Linked DNA regions of Homo sapiens: region 1 is linked to region 2. A link is a loop called in an ENCODE intact Hi-C map of the cell type or tissue named here. Cell type or tissue: tibial artery. All regions are shown on one strand. Each heading gives the region's core, and the rest is flanking DNA. Links, peaks and the distances in the headings are about the cores only.

Region 1 (2,824 bases), core at 166-2,665, 460 kb after region 2:
TAAAATTTAGGGATTTGTTGTGTGTTTTGCTTTATGATCATCGTACTTTGATGCTCTGGGTATTCAGTTTCCAAAAACCGCATTGAAAAGTAGATTTGAACAGTCCTACTAACTCCCTATTGAACCAGCCGTACTTGGTCAGTTCTTCAGTGAATATTTAGAAAGTGCTCATGAAGCAAGAACGTTACTGAATTTATGATTTTCTCGAGGCGAGTATATGTGTGCTGAATTGACTGCGTGGTTTGTAGTTTTCTGTAGTTGGGTTTGTGTTAGGTAGATTTTCCAGCACACACACACAGCTTGTTTCTAAAACCAAAGTTACTAAAAGGTAGGACTGGAGCACTAATATTACAGAGGAAGCTGTACCTGGAGCTGTTTTGCTTCCAACACTCCTTTAAAACACATGCAACACTCATTTTTCCTGTACTTAGAACTGTCAGTGATACATATGAAAACAAAGTTCAAGTAATCGTTTCAAATTAAACCTTGATTTTGTAGAATACAACTTTTGGGTCTGCAACAAGGCCCTTAGCTGTAAAGATCTCAAATAGCTATCAACAGATGGATGTATGAAAAGTTACCTAAGACATTGCTGAGATAATTTCTACATGTGAAAACAAAGGAGACCTCCAAAGAGTAATAACTTGCCTTTCACTAGAAAGCTAAGATATGTAGGAAAAATGAAAAGAAACTTGGTATGCAAAGAATAAATAGAAGCATTTAGCAGGTTTCGCATGTATAGCAGACAAGAAATTCAGGAATGAAATACGGCAAATAGAGGAGCTATATGGTTCTCTGGTTTGAGAGAAGACACAAACTGCCAATAGTATTTAGGAGGGAGAAGGGACCAGGACTAGCAGCCACCTGTACTCTAAATTCCTGGGTGCCGTACAATAGGCATTTTATTTAATATATTCTAATGTCTTGGAAACAATGCAAAAGAAACAATGGAAAGACTTAAGTGTTGGAGCTTTGGCAGTGTAAGGAAACAGTTTGCAGTCTACATATCCTGTTGGTTATTTTATTCATTTAACTGATGTTTATTGAGCATTTAATAAGTGCCAGGCACTGTGCTAGGTACTGTTAATATAAAGATGATTGGCCCTTCTCCAAGAGCTTGATCTAGCTCAAAGACAGATCATTAAATAGGCAATAATACAGTGTAGTAAATTTAGTGACAGTAATATAAACTGTATAAAGGAAGTATCCTGTGTGGGTGGAGGATATAAGAATATGACAATGTCAGGCAAGGTATAGGACATATGTGGAGCACAGAAAAGAGCCTCCTCCCCCGACTCCTGCCAAAATAGAGGAAATGGTCTTAAAAGTGGAATGATCAGGTGACTGTTGACTTAGAACACGAAGTTCTATAAATATTTAAGTCATGGAGTGACTGGAGAGGTAAATAGAGGCTGGGAATCATGTTAGGGTTATTGTATGTCATATTAAAGAGCTTGGATTGCATCCTAGAAACGGGAAGGATTTTAAGCAGGTGAATGACATGGTGCCTTTTTTGTTTTGATTGTTGTGTAGGATGGAAACTAAGAGGTGGGTACAGAAGTTTACACAGGAGTAGTGAGGATGGTTGTTGGAATGGAAAAGAGGGACAGATTTAAGAAACATTCAGGGTATATTAAATGGAATGTGGGACTTCAGAAAAAGAATGTTGGTTCTCATGTTTATAGTGTGGCTGTTGCAACTCATCTACCAAATGTTTCAGTAACAACCATGTGGCAGGTACTGGTAAAAATGTCAGAAACTTTTTAAATAGTGGATAAGGGAGAGGGAAAGGGGATAAGAGAATGGTGCCTTCACTGTGAGCACTAGTTTTGGATATACTGTACTGAGTTTATCCAGACTTGATCATGTGAGACTGAAGCCTAGCTGAGAGGGGCTTCGCTGAATGTCGTGAAACCTTGAGAGTATATGGAATGACCCAGGGAGAGTGTGGAGAGAGGAGAGCGGTTCATTCAAGGGACTGAAAGAACCTTAGGACATGCCTGTATTTGCAGTTAGGAAGAGGGAGAAGAGCCTATGGTGGAAGCAGAAAGAAATATGGTAAAAATGCATAGTGTCAAGTGCCCTTACAAGAAATCTAGTTAGATGGAAAGAGACCGTAAAATAAGAATCAACCATTGGGTTTAACTAATTAGGAATTCTTTGGTAAGATTGGAAACCTTATTGGTTTACCACTTATAATTCTGAGTTGCTGAATAAATCACCTCCCTCTAACCTTGTTTTTAAATCTGTGAAATGGAGATAATCTGTCTTGCTTGTTGTGAAAATTGGAGATGATGTATTTAAAGTAGGTGATACTTGGCATGTAATAGCTCTCAATAAGTAATGTTATTTAATGTAACTAACTTACATGGAGCCAGACCGAGCCTGATGAATTTCAGAAGTGATCTTATGAGTTGTCATCTTAATGCTGAGAAGGTAGGCCTTTACATTTTTAAAGACTTTTGCCCTCAATTTTGAATAGGCAGTTCACATGGTTCAAAATTCAGTTCAAAAGATCTTCCTCTCATCCTTGCGTCCCAGCCATTCAGTGTGGTTCTTCTCACCCCTCCCCCACACCAGTAGCACCATTTTCTTAAATGCTCTTTTGAGATGCTGCATGCATGTTATATTAACTGTTGAAAAAATAGACAACTGAAAATAACTTGCAGCAAATCAGGAAAATGTTAATGGCATAGTAACTTACTCTAGCCTGTGATATCTAGGTTCGAATATCCTCCGTGTTCAACTGGATGACGGATTAAGGGCCTTCTAAATTAGAGTATCTACACTGAACTGGGATCTATATAAGTGATTCTTAGAATAC
Region 2 (2,824 bases), core at 42-2,541:
CTACCATTGGTCAAATTTCCCAAATGAATCAAATAGGAAAAACAATAGTAATCACTAACCTAATGTGTATAAGCAGTGTGCATCAATTACATGTGAGGACTCACTTTTTCTTTTTAATGACCATAGCTATTCAGGTGATTGTTTTCTAAACTCAGGTAGCAAGAATTTCATGTATCAGCATCATGACTGACATTTTAGCTATGAAGTGATAATTAACTATGAAAGATAATTTTTAAAAAATTATTATTATACTTTAAGTTCTAGGGTACATGTGCACAACGTGCAGGTTTGTTACATAGGTATACATGTGCCACGTTGGTTTGCTGCACCCATTAACTCGTCATTTATGTTAAGTATTTCTCCTAATGGTATCCCTCCCCCTGCCCCCCCACCCCATGACAGGCCCCTATGTGTGATATTCCCCGCCCTGTGTCCAAGTGTTCTCATTGTTCAATTCCCACCTATGAGTGAGAACATGCAGTGTTTGGTTTTCTGTCTTGTGATAGTTTGCTCAGGATGATGGTTTCCAGCTTCATCCATGTCCCTGCAAAGGACATGAACTCATCGTTTTTTGTGGCTGCATAGTATTCCATGGTGTATATGTGCCCAAAACTTAAGCTTTTGTGAAATTGAATTCTTACATTCCATATTTAATTTGATTTGATGATTGTTTTAGAAAGATGTTTCAATCAAATGTTACCTCGCTAATTTTACATTATAACAACTTTTACAACATTTCTTTCAGTTCTAGGTCCCAAACTACTTTAGAAAGGACATTGAGGGTTTTTATTTATTAGTCAGTATCTAAATTCAGTATTTCTAAGAAAAGACTCAAGAACAGCTTTCAAGAAAAATTTTGCCACCTCTTCTTAAAACACATGTCAAATTGATAACATGATATTGCATACAGCATAATGGGACTGTGTGTATAAGAATCAAAATAGACAGACAAGACTTTAAAATGAGAGTCAGGAAGTACAAAACATCTTATCTAAGGATAATTTGGTTACAAACTGTATGCAAAGCTGTAGAGTTATCTATTAAGCTGTATTGAAAATGGTGGCTGAGAACTCATAAGACAACTAGCTCTGAGTGAGGTGTCATTCCTGAAGCAGCAGGGGCAACTTGCCATGGCTTCGGGCCTTAGCCCATAGCAGTCTGAATAATCACACAAGAATAGAAGTCAACAGAGACTCTCAGTCCCAGCCTAGAATGTCAAAAGCATCAACTAGTGACTGGACATTTGGCTGAAATCCAAGGAACAAGCACAACTGGTTCAACCAGCACTTGTCTGGAATGTTCTGGAAGCAATAGATGGCAAAGGGTATTAAGTTGGGGAAATTTAATAGTTTTTCCTTTGGGAACAGAAATAATGCAAATGCTGATAAAGTACTATATTTAGCTACTAAGTACATTTTTTGACTCTGTCATTTCTGGGAGAAAATTATGACACACTGCACCAGTCTTTGAAAATAACTAGAAACTTTTTCCATAAATGACTTTTACACCCAACACGACAGAAGTTTCTTCAACTCCAGCATTTATCATTTTATCATCTTTCTGTTATTTTTTCATTTGGGTTACTTCTTTAGATACTTTTTTATTATTATTTGTCAACAACATGCGAAAGGCTCTTTTCTTTATGACCCTGTGGGAGAGTTCAGAGGATCGGAGTATGGATATGTGGCCACAAGCATAAAAATCTAGTTCCCTGGATTGACCTTGAGCAATTAGTCTAATATCATTTCTTTACATGACCTTAATGATTATTCAGTTACAAAATAATCTTTCCTTTGCTTAAGTTTGTAAGGCATTTTCATAAGTTAGTTTTTTGCTTTTTCTGACATTTAAAGTCTGGGTTATCTGCCTTTTCGTGGGAGCTGTCTCAGCTGTTAGCTGTCATTTTAGGGAAAAAAGAAATTTTGCAGTAATATTTCATTTTGTCATCACAGATGACAGATCATAAAAAATTGTGGCTTTATAATGTACTCAAAGTAAATATTTCCTAAGAATGCCCACGCAAAAATAATAGTGAAAAGAAAAAGGCAAGCTCTCTCAATTCTTTTGAGAATTGTCCTTGCTTCTGTGAGCTTAGAAAAACTGTATTTGATCAAATAAATACTTTTTTCTATCAATATTATAGTCTTCCAAGTTTATGAAAATTCAAATATATAAGAAGTTAGAGTCATTTTGTTTTTATTTTATTTCTGTAGTCTGTGCTATTTCATGATGCCATATCATGTACGTTCCTAAATTTGCATTTAACTCCTGGTTCTGGCATTCACTGTGTCAACACGCTGACTTCAAAAACCCCTCCTCATATTCCTTGTGCTCTAGTTTCTAGTTGGCAAAACAGGAAGATAAACAACATATTTACCCATAGGAGTTAGAATAAGATGAACAGAGATCACTTCTGAATGCTTCAAAATAAACCAACAAACAAAAAATAGCACAGATATTTGAGAGAGCAGTATGGTGCAACATTTAAAAACAAGGATTTTGAAATATAATTAGACCTGTGTTTTTGACTTGATTCTGCTAAATATGAGGTACATGACCTTGAGGAAATAATAAGTTAGTCTCTTTAAGACTAATTAGTTATTAATAAAATTAGGATAACAATCATGCCTACCACACAGGGTTGTTATGGGGATTATATGAGATAGGAGAGAGAAAATGTGCAGCATTATGTTCTCAGGACACAGTTGCCACTGATGACCATTATTCCTGGGTGAACAGTGGTGGATGAATCCATTTTCATCAAATTAGAGATGTCCACACACACCAACACACATGTGCATAAACCTATTTCCTTCGAGCTGAA

Evidence for each region. A loop is a pair of places that touch in the nucleus more often than their neighbours do. Peaks named below come from ENCODE experiments on the same cell type or tissue, not always from the same donor. Only the 100,000 strongest peaks of a DNase experiment are listed, where the experiment ranks them.
Region 1: a loop joins it to region 2, with 20 times the contacts of the local background. A loop is called at or near these places in 4 of 110 quality-filtered maps.

Annotation. Positions count from the first base shown.
Region 1 is chr13:106,563,795-106,566,618 of GRCh38, reverse strand. All of the region lies in intron 1 of ARGLU1 (arginine and glutamate rich 1), which reads left to right. Among named protein-coding and RNA genes, the nearest start is that of ARGLU1, 2.9 kb to the left of the region's middle. In tibial artery, for the core only: no CTCF peak of the experiment used is centred there; no DNase peak of the experiment used is centred there; H3K4me3 peaks cover 1,798 bases; H3K27ac peaks cover 760 bases.
Region 2 is chr13:107,024,560-107,027,383 of GRCh38, reverse strand. No RefSeq gene overlaps it. Among named protein-coding and RNA genes, the nearest start is that of SNORD31B, 290 kb to the left of the region's middle. In tibial artery, for the core only: no CTCF peak of the experiment used is centred there; a DNase peak (open chromatin) is centred at 1,163; H3K27ac peaks cover 2,500 bases.